Regions from separate parts of the Homo sapiens genome. Here region 1 is linked to region 2. The links are chromatin contacts, found by Hi-C or POLR2A ChIA-PET in ENCODE. All regions are on one chromosome and are shown on one strand. Each heading gives the region's core, a stretch centred on a gene start or an enhancer-like site at or near the end of the contact. The rest is flanking DNA. Distances are from core to core; before and after follow the strand shown.

Region 1 (7,083 bases), core at 2,960-5,459, 140 kb after region 2:
GGAAGCCAGCTTTTAGTGCAGGCCTACTATGTACAGGCGTTGGGCTAGGTACCCCCATACATTCTCTCAACTTATTCTGATAACAGCATTTCAAGGTAGGTTTCGTTAGGCCCAGTCTAACAGAGGAGGAAACTGAGGCTTAATGGAGTGAAGTCACTTGTCTATCGCATATGGAGTTGGTGAGAGAACCAGGTCCTAAGAGAACCAAAATTGTCTCATCACAAAGTTCACGCTCTCCCCAATGTCTGAGGCACCTTCCTTTGGCACTTTGCTGATTTTTTAGTTGACAAAAGAGAAGCATTAAAGAGCATTCTATTTTTTCACTCTGGAAGTCGGAAGAGCAGACTCAGACCTGGCCCTGGGCACAATTGTGAGGCAGACGGGTCTCAGGAACCTTTTCTGTGCCTTGTGTTCCCTTCCCACCCACCTCCGGGCACTTCCTGGATACATGTCCTTCTTTGCTTGCCCCACGGAAGCTTGCTCTTGGGAAAGAGTCTTCCTGAATCATTCCCATCCTACTCCCTGTGATGGAGAAGGCTTAAAATGTTTTTATGTTCAGGGAAGCATCAAAGAGAAAAATTTCTAGCTCTGGGATTGCAGGAGTCAGGAAGCAGGGCAGGGCCGTGAAGAGGACAGTTGTACCCTGAAGTCATAGTTCACAGACCTCCTCATGGTGGTCGGCCCTGAGGGGTCAGGGCAAGATGCCCTGAGCAGAGGAGTGAATCAGGAGGTGTGAGACCTGAGCCTGTGAGGAGTGGCCTGTGCTCTGCCTGAGGCCAGGAAAGGCCAGGGCAGGGTGGCTGGCAGGGCTGGCCTCACACCATCCAGGGACAGCCAGGGATCCAGTATCCTGGGTTTTTTTGCCCTGGGTTGGCCCCCTCTGACAGTTACTCTCCCCTAGGGCTACTACATGTCCTTTTGGGGAGATCCCCGGGAGTGAGGAAAGGGCAGACAGGGCCAGAGCCCCTAGGCCTCCAGAAGGCAGTCCGGCATGCAGAGAATTCCCACCAGGACCGGGGGGTTGGCAGGGCCATCATAACAACTGCTACCCACTACTGAGTGTGGGTTGCACGCCAGGTTCACTCAGCACTTTCCCAGCATTTGCTGTGAGTCCTCAGAAGCGGATGCGCCTCCAGTTTCCCAGTCATCAGGACCAGGATTGTGGGAGGCAGCTCCACCATCTTCCCACTGCCCAGGGCTGCCCCAGAGCCAGTGGGGATGACAGCGTGGGGAGAATATGACTGTTGTCTGAGAGGGATGGGGTTTGATTGTGCTTCCCTTCACTTTTTACTCAAGAAAACAAGACAGAGTAATTTGGCTCTGAACAAACAATTCCCACTTGCTAGGTGCAGGCCAAAACGCCTAAGTTTGAAACCTAGAAGAAGCCTTGAGGTTATCATTCTAGAGCTAGAGAAACCAAGGCCCACAGGTGAAAGGACCGCCTTGACTTGCTGAACCAGGACTTAAACACGGGTGTCTCCACCCCCAGCAGGTTGCAATTTCCACTCCAGGAGTTGGAGGGTCTGTTATCTCAAAGGTGTCAGGTTGTAGGCGACAAGAGCCCTGCATGGCTCCTGCTGTGCCCTCCTCTTCCTGACTACATTCCCACTCAGAACAGGTTGCCCCAGGACCACAGGAAATATCTCGATTGTCTCTGGATTGCCACTTTTCTTTATTTTCAAAAAGACTTTTTTTTTTTTTTTTTTTTTGGAGACAAGCTCTGGTCATTTACCCAGGCCAGAGTGCAGTGCTGTGATCATGGCTCACTGCAGCCTTGACCTCCTGGGCTCAAGTGATCCTCCTGCCTCAGCCTCCACCTGGCTGATTTTTCTATTTTTTGTAGAGATGGGGGGTCTTGCTTTGTTGCTCAGGCTGGTCTTGAACTCCTGGCCTTAAGCAATCCTCCTGCTTTGGTCTACCCGAAGTGTTGGGATTACAGGGGTGAGCCACCACACCAGCCAAAGACTCTTTGCTTCCAGAAAGAAATAAGAAATAACCTTCTCATTGCATTTCATTGAGAGATGCAGAATAGACCACCTCCTGCAAGCTGCTCCATTTTAACTTTTGTCAAGGCAGAAAAATCCTTTAATTGTTTCAGATCTATTGAATTGAGTCTTCCCTTGCTGGCTGACTAAAGCAAGGGCTGAAGGATACAGGCCCCAAATTTGCTGAGCCTCTACACTGAGCACTCTACAATGGTTTGTAGAGTGGCAATGATAAGGAAGCCCACTTTGTAGGCCTGTTGGGGGATTAACCGAGATAACGTAAGGCAAAAGGCTTAGAACACAGTATGGATTTAATAAACATTTACTATTATTCTTCTAATCCCAGCCAGGCCACAAGCGAGGATATATCATCCTAATCTCATTGAAGTCTGAGTTCATTAACTTTTTTATTGTAGTAAAATATAGATAACATAAAATTTACCATTTTAATCATTTTTATGGTCGTGGGAAGCGCTGCCTCTCCACTCTCACCAGCGTCAGGTCCTAGGACCTCTCCAGCCCCTGAGTTGGGTTTCTGGATTTTTCTCGATGGTCTGAATTTACAGTTTTCTTAACATGATGCCCATGGCTTGAGAAGGAGCAAGGGGGAGAAGGAGGTCTCCATTTCTTCTTGGAAAGGTAACAGAAACACTGCCCATCCTCAGGGACCAATGGAAGTTGTTCTTTTCTTTGGTCTTCCCTGCCCCACTAGACTTTCTGTACCCTTCTGCCCACTCCCCAGTAGGACCTGTTCCAACTGCTCCCAATATCCCTCACTCTCCATGGGAATTGCTCCTTTTTTGTTTTTGTTTTTTGGTTTTTTTTTTTTTTTGGAGACAGAGTCTCACTCTGTCACCCAGGCTGGAGTGTAGTGGTGCGATCTCGGCTCACTGCAAGCTCCGCCTCCCGGGTTCACTCCATTCTCCTGCCTCAGCCTCCCGAGTAGCTGGGACTACAGGCGCCCGCCACCATGCCCAGCTAATTTTTTGTATTTTTAGTAGAGATGGGGTTTCACTGTGTTAGCCAGGATGGTCTTGATCTCCTGACCTCATGATCCGCCCACCTCGGCCTCCCAAACTTCTGGGATTCAACAGGTGTGAGCCACCATGCCCGGCCCCTGCTCCCTCTTTTTAACAGGGTTATTGAAACATAATTCACACACCACACAATTCACCCATTTAAAGTGAATGATTCAATAGGTTTTAGTATATTCAACGATATGTGTAACCATCATCGTAGTCAATTTTAGAACATTTTTGTAGCCATAAAGAGAAACCCCACACCCTTTAGCTATCACTCGCCCATCCCCAGGTCCCCTAGTCCCAAAGTCAACACTGATCTACTTTCTGTCTCTATAGATTTCCCCATCCTGGACATTTCATATAAATGGAATCATATACATGGTCTTTTGTGTCTGGCCTTTTTCACGTAGCATTCTATTTTCAAGGTCCATCTGTGCTATGGGAATCTATGCTTGTGAATGTGTCTTTCTTCTCTGCCTGGGCCATTGAAACAAGGCCATGTAAGCCACAGCAGTTTTCCAAAGGACATGTACCCCTTTCTTCTCTCTTTTTGACTCCTGCTCTCCACTTCCGTCCTTTGGAGGACTTCGTCTTCTTCCAGCCAGGCTTCTGTTAACCCTTCTGCCAACACTTCCTCTGAGGGCCAGGCCCAGGGCTGGAGGCCTGGGAAAGCTGCCCCCAGCTCCTCTTCCAGTGCTGGGGCTAGGCCTGGGGAATTCTGCTTTGAAGTTGGTTTCAACATGGGGAAGTGAGTGGATAGGGCCTCTAGTCCTGCTCTGAGCTCAGCCCTTGTCATTCAGAAAGCCACAAGGCCTGGGACAGGCCCCTGAAGTCCTTCCTCCTGACCCTACCCCTGACCACACGATGCCTCGAGGGATGCAGATGCTCCGAGGAGCCCCAACCAACATGTGCAGGCCCACACGTACATGCACAGAACCCAGGACTAATGCCAACAATGGAGACCCTTCTCAGTCTGCTTAAAACTCTGAAATCTTATATTTATAGAATACTATCTTTATTTGATTATGTTTTGTTTTAGATTTTAACTTGCAACGTTTGTTTATCCAGGGCTTTTTTTCTGTCTCTCTTTCTCAAAGATGGCCAATGTTGGTTGGCCATTAGTCAAGTACTGTGCCCATGCTGGGCAAACTAGGCTCCTTTGTCATGCTGTGTGGGGAGAATGGGTGTGGAGCTGGCACTTTCCCTATTCCTGCCCAGCCTCAGCCTGGCCCTGGGGACATCTGCCCAGCAGGCCTATGTGGCTGGATCACATGGGTCCCACTACAGTTCACTGCCCTCCAGTCCATGATGAGGTCAATTGCTCAGATTGTCCCCAGGGCTGACTGAGTGGAAAGGTGACTCCTGACAGGGCAGGCCTCCAGGGTTAGTCTCTATGAGATATGAGTCCCCACTTGCCCCAGAACATCAGCCTCATTGAGAGCTGCTGCAAATGGCCATCTTCCTTTAGGGCTAAGCATCATCCCCTCCCTGCAGGGCCTCACGAGGATGAAGGCGCTGCAAGAGGACTCTTGGATGGAAGTGACTTGTTGGGAGAGCCCATGAGCTCTCCAGAAAGGACTCCCAGCCTGCAGAAATGTTCTTTCTGTACACATATGACACATGCACTTATACTCACCACCTCTCCTGTGGACACACCTCCACAGTGTGCCCCTGTGAATCCCAACCCACACTTTAATCCACCTTCTGCCACCATCTCCACATCAGTGGTCTAGAGCTGGCGGCAATGGAGAAAAACACACCCACTGTACAGAGAAGATGCCTGAAGTGGAGGGACAAGAGACCTGCCCAAGGTTACATGGATGTATGCAGAGCCAGAGTGGGTGCTCAGGCAGCTGTGGTGTGGTGGAAGCACATCACCTGATCTCCTCTCCCCAGCTGTGTGACCTGGGGCAGGTCACTTAACTTCTCTGAGCCTAGAGTCTGCATCTGTGAGACGATAACACCCACTTCAGAGGGCTTCCGTGAGGATCCAGGGAGTCATGTGATACAAGCACCTCCTTACAAGCTATAAAGATGGTGAGAGCTAGTGGACAGTCAGAATTCTGGCCTTTTCCCTTCTTTTGAAAGTTCAGCTGCAAGTTGTATTGGGATATAGGTTGCACATACTTTTTTTTTTCCTGTTATATCTTTTAACATTTCATGGTATTGTTTATATATAGAAGTTTGTGATTTGAATGTTGTTAAATTTATTCATCTTTTCCTTTAAGGTTTTTTGTTTTTGTGTCTTGCCAAAGGTTATAAGTGAGGAACATTAAAAAAAAAAAAAGACAAATTCCCCAGACAAATCACAGAAAATAGAAAAAGATCTTGAAAATATTTTTAAAAACTCACATAATAAGAGGAATGCTAAGATGCCATTTCACATTATCAGATTAACGGAAGTTGTAAAGTTTGCTAACACACTGTGTTGGTGAAACTGATGAGGAACAAGCACTCTTGTTCTTTGCTGGTAGATGTATACACTTGTAGAACTCTGATCAAGAGCAATTTGGCTGTATTTGTAAAAATTAAAAACACACATACCATTTGATCTATAAGACCACATCTAGGAATTTATCCTCAGATATTACAGATGTATGAAATGACATATGCACAAGGTTATTCATTATAGCATTGTTTATAACAGCAAAGGAAACAACCATCATTAGGGAACTGGTTAAAATATGTTTCATCCATGCAATGAACCACTATACATTTGTAACAAAGAATAAGGAAGCTTTTCTGAACTGATATGGAAAAAATATCTCTATACCCTTAAGTGAAAAAAGCAAAGTGCAGGACAGTGTGTATAATAAGCAATTGTCTTACCCCGTGAGGCGCACTGTGGCAACCAGACCTCTGGGTTGTGGAATCAGGTCCTACAGGTCACCGTGGTTGGGGGACAGTGGCAGTTGCTGCCCCCATCTCAAGAAGGCTTGAGCAGCCGGCAGTTTGGCATCATTCTACAGCAGGAGGTTAAGGGCCCCCCTCCCAGAGTGGCGATCATTAAAGCCAAGGCTCCCAAAGGTCAAGCTGCAGAGCAACACCTGGAAAGAATCTGCCACAGCCTTCAGAAGCATCATGCTATGTTGACTTCTATATAGTCAGATAAGCAGGATCACTTGAAAGCTGAATGGGATCAGCCTAATGACCAAAGGTATTGAGACAGCCTTGTGCAAGCAAAAATTAAGAATGCCATGCAAGCGTTTATCATTAACACTGAAGGACAAAACACATGAGGCACACAAACCTGGCGCCTCAGACTGTGAAACATTCCTAAAACCATAATTGGAGATTGCCTAATCAAAAATCAAGTGAATTTGTCAAGTAAGGGTTATGGCTAGGATATTCATATTCCTACCAAATCAATAGCTATTGCTTGTTAATATTTTTTGTTTTATCTATGTTTTGATGGAAAGCAAATGAATATATTGTTCATATTTTGTTACTTTGGTTAAAATCTATTTTGCTTCTTTTGTTGAATATAAAATTGACCCTTGAACAATAAGGATTTTTTGTTTTGTTTTGTTTTGTTTTTTTTAAAGACAGGGTTTTGCTTTGTTGCCCAGGCTGCAGTGCAATGGCGTGATCTCAGCTCACTGCAGCCTCCCCTTCCTGGCCTCCTGGGTTCAAGCGATTCTCATGCCTCAGCCTCCCAAATAGCTGGGACTACAGGTGTGCACCACCACACTAGCTAATTTTTGCATTTTTAGTAGGACAGAGTTTCACTGTGTTGGCCAGGCTGGTCTCGAACTCTTGACCTCATGTGACCTACCTGCCTCAGCCTCCCAAACCGCTGGGTTTACAGGTATGAGCCGCGGCACCTAGGCTTATATACCTTTTTATACTTTAAATTTTTTGAGCCATGTGAATATTTTACCAATGCAGAAAATTAACACTATTTTAAAATAATAACAGTTTCCCAGAATCCAATCCAAAATATCAAACCAGACACTCTGGGCCCATATATTTTTTTAAAAGTTTCCTAGGAATCTCTCAGGGGAATCCTGGCCTGTCATGGAAGATCGCTAAGAACCTACTGAGCCTTAGATCCAGCAGTCAAGGTCCCAGCCCTT
Region 2 (7,108 bases), core at 3,476-5,975:
AGCTCTTTTCTAGATTATAAAAAAGTTTCATATAATTTGGGAAACCAAACAAGAAAGAACAGTAAGTCAAAACTCAAAAGGAATAATTTATACACATGCACACACGCGCGCGCACACACACACACAAAGATACAAAACATACATATAACATACCTTGATGAAGGGAAAGGGAGTGGGGGAATCTCACTGTTTATTTTATCACAGTATCTCTCAAGAAAAGAACGCAGGTGTGAGAAGGTACTCTCTTCAAGATCTACACAATAAGGTCGGTGCCATGCAACAACTTGTCTAGAAGGACACATAAGAAAATAATAAAACAGTCTTAAAATGAAATTTTTATGCACGATCAAAAACGAAAATTAAAACATATATTGGCTGGGCACGGTGGCTCATGCCTGTAATCCTAGCACTTTGGGAGGCCAAGGAATGCAGATTACCTGAGGTGAGGAGTTCAAGACCAGCCTGGCCAACATGGTGAAAACCCATCTCTACTAAAAACATAAAAATTAGTCGGGCATGGTGGTATATGCCTGTAGTCCCAGTTACCCAGGAGGCTAAGGCAGGGGAATCGCTTGAACCTGGGAAGCAGACACTGCAGTGAGCAGAGACTGTATCACTGCACTCCAGCCTGGGCGACAGAGTGAGACTCCATCTCAAAAAATATATATATACATATATACATTAAAGCTGAATGAGTTCAACAAGATACAAAGAAGACATTACTGATTATGAAAGTGATAAAACCTTTCATTTTAGCAACTAAGGAAAACCAAGAATTTGCCATCTTTAAGAAGAAAACATACAACCACCACCTGTTTTGGAAGGTTTGGATGTCCACTCACCTGAAAGCAGAGGGCTGAGTCACATGATCTACTAAAGCCCCTCTGGTTCTAAGAGTCCAGAAAATATATATTTCATATTAAGAAAAATATCCTGACTCTATAGAGTGATATACTGAAATCTATTAAAAGACAAAATCCTGAAATTTCTTGTTAATACTTTTCAGTTCTTGGGACCCAACTATCTACATATGAAGTGGGAAGTTGGAGATGTAATGCTAATAGCAAATTATTTATATTCAACTTATTTATTTTGGCTTTTGTGTTAGAGGAATAACTATTGATAAATATTTTTAATTGGTTAGAGTATCATTTTAAAACCCTGAGTCAAAGGCATAGAATGCAAATAAAATACATTCTAAGCTATAAATTAGCCCATGTGTATCTGAAAATATCTGAAATAACCCAAACATTCTTTAAAATTCAATCTCCTAATAGTGACTGAAACTCATCTACCTGATGGACTAAACACGTACAGTTAGCACTTTCGGAAAAAGCTAAGTTTCTGCAAAAATTAACCTCCTTGATTTAAAGTATGACAATTTTTTTTCCAAAAAAAAAAAAAAATTCAAAAACCAACCAGATTGAGAGCACTGAGGTTAAACATTAAATCAATAAAGCCTAGTTCTGATTTTAATTATTTTAATTTCCTCTTGATATGCAGATATTTAATTTTTTTAAATCAGCATGTAGAGATGAGAGAGAACTCAAAATGTTTAAAAGACAATGTCTTAAATACTGGGTATGACTTCTTGCTTCGGAAACATGTCTAACCTCAACATTCAAATAAAAAGAAATCTAATGTCATTTCTATGATAGAGAAAAAGCAATACTATATATGTTCAGAAGAGTATTTTATGAACAAAGCACAATTATTTCTGTTTTTATTAGTGTTTCTACTTTTTATTGGTGTTTATGTTAAAACACACAAGAATTTTTAAACATAGGCACTCTTACCTGTCCCTAGGAAGAGCAGTCCATGCCAGACTATGTGATGTTCCAGCCGAAATCTGCTGAATAGCTATGCCATCTAAGCCACTCACTTTCTTTGGTTTAGTAATAGGACCTGTGGAATTTCCCTGACCACATTGCCCCATTGAGTTATTGCCCCAGGCATAAACTTCATTATCTAAAAACAAAATATAAAGTATTATATAAAAGAAAAGCCAAATTCAAATGTAATATATTTACACAAGACAACAGTTAATACTATTTCCTTAAAAACAAATGACTTTACCATGAGAAAGAGCCAAACAATGACTGTCTCCAATAGAAACATCAACTATTCTTGTGGCAGCCAGTTCTTCAATAAGCTTGGGTCTCAAAGCAGTAGCTTCTGAAGAACCACAACCTAGACAAGCTCCACAGCCCCAAGCATAGACCTGAAAAAAACAGAAATACGTTACACATAACTTCCTGAGATGATTAGATTGTTGGCTTTAGGGATAAATGAAATCTATGAAACTAAAGTGTGGTTTGATAGTAAATAACTTTCTGATGTTAAAATCATTTTGATCATTTTAAAGATTGTTACAGCGATTTATCATGCTGCCTTTAGGCATTCACTGTATAGGCAGAAAAACAGCTGATCTGAAAATAAAAATAACTGGTCATAGAAAAAACAGAAAGGTCTTCTGAGAGGGTCTGCTAAACCACTAATCGGCTTGCAATTTGTTATATTTGCCCCATCTCACCAGCTTTGAAAATACCATCTTAAAACTTCTCCTTTATGTGTTTCTCACTATTCCGGTGAGATTTAAGATTAGAACAAGGTATTATCATATAAAATGGATTATATAAATCACAAAACTGATGTTTATTATTTAGTTTTAGAAATACCTCACCTCATTATTGCAATAATTATCACTTACAAAGAGGGCCATGTGAAGCAGTAACAAGGTAGTTCCCCTTAAACATCTTCATTTTTGACTAATGAATACCAAAAGAATCACTAACTGATTTAAGATGCTTGGGGAAAGGGTTAGGTGGGAAAAAAAAATTTTGTCTTTGGCAAGACAAATAGGTGACTGACTGACAATTTGGCAACCCAAAATCAACAAAATCAAAACAATCAGCAATCTGAATGATTTTTTTTCTTTATCTTCAATAGATTTTGGTAAGATTATATAGATTCTTATCTTCATGCCATCAAATTTGAGAATTTGTTTTTGTCTTGCAATTATTTTAGGAAAGACTGCTGCTGAGAGATTAAACCACTTCAATTAAAAATAAAGAGCACTGTCCGGATGTAGTGGCTTAAGCCTGTAATCCCAGCACGTTGGGAGGCTATGGCAGGAGGATCACCCAAGCTCAGGAGTTCAATACCAGCCTGGACAATGTGGCAAGACCCGATCTCCACAAAAATTTAAAAAAATTGGTCAAGCATTGTGGCACAGGCCTGTGGTCCCAGCTACTCGGGAGCTGGGATGGGGAAGATCTCTTGAGCCCAGGAGGTAGGTCAAGGCTGCAGTGAGCCATGTTTGTGCCACTGTACTCCAGCCTGAGCAAAAGAGTGAGACCCTGAGTTCAAAATAAAATAAAATGAGAACATATATTTGTACTTGTTTCCAGATAACTTACTTAAGTATAGAATGCAACAAGATTCCAGTACATAAGGCATATTTTAGGAGATGTTAGGAACTAAAGATAACGACAGTGAAATAATGTATACTCAAAATCATCACAGAAGATTTCCTAAATCACTCATGAGGTATCATATACACTCATGCACCATTCGGTCAATAGCAGACCACATTATACAACAGTGGTCCCTTAAGATCTAACGGAGTTTTGATGCCAGTATTTTTACTGTAACTTTTCTATGTTTAGATATGTTTAGATACATACTTACCATTATATTACAATTTCTGAAGGTATTCAGTACAGTAACATGCAGTACAGGTTTGTAACCTAGGAGCAATAGGCTATACCATATAGTCTAGGAGCGTAGTAGGCTACACCATCTAGGTTTGTGTGGTACTCTCTACAATGTTCTCACAATAACAAAATGGCCTAATAACACATTTCTCAGAACATATCCCATTAAGTGACACATCACTGTAATACTGTCACTCAGTAAGGCCTACATAGAGTTTTCTCTTGCAGCGTTCCTTCGGTTGAGCACCAGATGAGAAATACTTGGCTTGCCTTTAGAGACTGGACCATACTATATAGTATGGTGGGAAGTCAGTACAGAAGAGGCCTGAAAGTGCTGAGACAGACTGAGGGAAAAGCAAATGTTGATCATTATTTCATGCTCAAGTTTAATGGTAAAGAAAACTATTCTTACCCATTAAAAGTATTTCTGACTTTATTTTTTTCACGCATATATATTTGATTTCATATAACTTAAGGTACTCATAATACAACTATTCTATACAGCAAACAGTTTACAAGTTCTCTTGGAATTCAATGTAATGGATTTATTATTATTATTACTATTATTACTACCACTACCAACTAATAGTTGAATAGTATTGGATAATCTATAGAAACTCTCAATTCTAATGATTATCTTATGTGATCACTTGTATGCAAAGCAGAAATTATTACTCCTTCATAAAAAAAGAAGCACATGATGCTCAAGGGGTGTCTGTTATTTGCCTGTGTGTATACATCAAATACATAAGCATCTTCTAACTTCAATTCATGGATTCTTACTACAAAAACCATAGTGAGAAACACGTAGAAGAGATATTCTTAAGGCAGCAACTAGCTAATGTAATGATGAATAGCTTGAAGATTTTTAGAACACAAGGCATTCTAGTTTCTCAGTGAATAATCAAATTATATGCTGATTTCAGCTTTTCTGCTCCTCTGCCTTGTCAATTAGTCATAAAACACTTTTATACCACTGCCTGACACAAGGTGGCCTCCTATACATGACAGAATAAGTGGCCAGCTCACTTTTTTACTGCCATAACTGATGGATACACAGGGACAAATATTGTCAGTCTATAATTATACCTGGCTCCTCCCTATCCTCAACAAACAAATAGGGTAAGAGTGAAAATACGCATGTAAAAGTTCGAAGCTTATAAGCTATAAAAGTACAAAGCTTATGAGCCTTTATAAAGGCTCATAAAATTCTGACTATCCTAAGCTTGACTTCACACTGTTTCTCAGAAACACCTAACTCTCTCAGAATATTTTCCATACCTAAGTGTTCTCTTTACCCTCCTTTTTGATCACCCTCTTGCCTTCTTAGTTCATATCACTGGCTCCATCAAGATCTAGTTCAGCTTTCCCCGACTATCCATAATGTTTTAGAAAAGGTTTAAGGGAAGCTAAATGCTAAAACATTTTAGAAAGTCAGTTTAATACAAAGAACAGAGGCTCCACTAAGATTTATCTGGGTCACATATGCCAGGTTAGAAAACCTGGTTCCTTCTCAGATACTCTACTTCAAACAGAAGAAGATATTTCATTTTAGCATGTTGCCTAAAAATGTATTTATTTGAACTTTAAAATTTAAATACAAGTATTACTTTTTAGTCACCTAATCCTCTGAAATACTCTAAGTCTTTTATACTCATCCCTTAGTCCTACCTGCCCTGTTGATGTCAAAGCAAGTGAAGACTGGCTCCCAGCACAAACTTTGCGAATGAACATTCCTTGTAAAGCTTCAATAACTTTAGGTTTATACACTCTGTTGGTATCACCATGACCAAGTTTACCTATAAAAACAAACACATTAAACAATTTACTTGTTTTAAAGAACCTCTACTCTTTTTAACACTACTAAAGTTGATAAGGAGCTCTAATGTTTCCATCACTAACCTGGCAGATATGAAAAGCTATGTTTCTGATAGCTGAGGATGTTAACAAACGAGCATTTTTATTACAAGAAAGTTAACAACCACTGATAGCCTTTTATATCTTAATTTCAAGCAATTAAAATCAAGCAATTTAAAATCACTTTAAAAGAAACATAGACAATTATTTTTCTGTCTTTCTCCCCCTTTAATGGCTATATTTCTAACTTCAAATTTGCTGACAAAATATACAGGTACTATATGCGTATAATTTTTCATAAACTTTAAAAAAGAATGTATATGCATATAATTTTTCATAAACTTTTTAAAAAATCAATAGCTCATGAAATTGAAAACTGGACAAATCATTAAAGAAGAAAAACAAATGGCCAATCATCTACAAATCCAACCACACCAGGAATAAAAAAAAGTATAAATTAAATGATACCATTTTCACTATTGAAATTATTTAATTAAATTTAATACATGCTGTTGTTGAAGACTATGGGGAAGTAAGCATTCACACTGCTAGTAGGAGTGACTAATTAAAGTAGACATAGATTTAGTCATTCATTGTGTTGTTAATACTGAAAAAAATTGAAACCATCTAGATACTCAACAATAAGAAACTGGTTTTATAAATTGTGCCACCATCAAATAAAAGAACACTTCAAGCCATTTAAAAGAATGATGTAGAGTCATGCTTGTTGATATAAAAAAGATACTCATGCCGGGCACGGAGGTTCATGCCTGTAATACAAGCACTTTGGGAGACTAAATCTGGCAGATCACTTGAGCCCAGAAGTTCGAGGCCAGCCTGGGCAATAAAGCAAAATCCTGTCTCTAAAAAAAATACAAAACTTAGTCAGGCATGGTGGTGCATGCCTGTAGTCCCAGCTACTTGGGGGGCTGAGGCAGGAGGATCGCTTGAGCCCAGGAGGTTGAGGCTGCAGTGAGCCAGGTTTGCATCACTGCACTCTAGCCTGGGTAACAAAGCAAGACCCTATCTCAAAAAAAAAAAAACTATTAGAGTAAAACATATATATGTCAAAACATATATAAACTTATATAAAACATACACATGTAGGTATACTTTGGTTTTTAAAAACACATCTAAGTAGAAATATATGTAAATATTTGTATAAATGTGTATTTATTTAGAAGTCTATTTCCAAAATGTTAACAATGGTTAAAGTAACATTTGTAAAAGCTCAGTTCATTTTTTAATTTCTGCTCATCTGTATTTGAGTCATTCTACACTAGGCATATATAACTGAAAAATAAATTTTTAAAAAACTCAAGAAAAAAGCCAAAGCTACTGATAAATAATTTTTTACATACCATTGTCTCCTCCTCCAAAAGACCATACAGTTCTCCCATCTTTAGACAGAGCAATAGTATGTGAACTGCCACAAGAAACCTCTCCTACATTGCTGATGTCTTTTACTAATGTTGGAATGTTACGACTATTGCTGTCACCATGACCTTGGATAAAACACACACAACAACAAAGAA

Evidence for each region. A loop is a pair of places that touch in the nucleus more often than their neighbours do. ChIA-PET counts read pairs that join two places held with the same protein, here RNA polymerase II (POLR2A). Pooled maps may share reads with other maps.
Region 1: a map of Right ventricle myocardium inferior shows a loop between it and region 2 (12-fold over the local background). The contact joins two enhancer-like sites. A Hi-C loop is called at or near these places in 108 of 168 maps with a recorded cell type or tissue (A673, B cell, CD14-positive monocyte and 63 more), 37 of 37 single-sample maps with no recorded cell type and 50 of 50 pooled maps. POLR2A ChIA-PET finds 5 or more read pairs at or near these places in 13 of 52 experiments (CD4-positive, alpha-beta T cell, CD4-positive, alpha-beta memory T cell, GM12878 and 8 more).

What each region holds. Positions count from the first base shown.
Region 1 is chr15:63,884,087-63,891,169 of GRCh38, forward strand. No RefSeq gene overlaps it. Among named protein-coding and RNA genes, the nearest start is that of MIR422A, 17 kb to the left of the region's middle. Within about 2 kb of position 4,210, at least 4 of the 41 ENCODE cell types and tissues checked have a DNase peak (open chromatin) inside an H3K27ac peak, as active enhancers do.
Region 2 is chr15:63,747,571-63,754,678 of GRCh38, forward strand. It overlaps HERC1 (HECT and RLD domain containing E3 ubiquitin protein ligase family member 1), which reads right to left. Exons shown (of 78, transcript NM_003922.4): 7 at 6,935-7,078; 8 at 5,388-5,515; 9 at 2,077-2,221; 10 at 1,797-1,968; 11 at 154-288. Among named protein-coding and RNA genes, the nearest start is that of HERC1, 83 kb to the right of the region's middle. Within about 2 kb of position 4,726, at least 2 of the 41 ENCODE cell types and tissues checked have a DNase peak (open chromatin) inside an H3K27ac peak, as active enhancers do.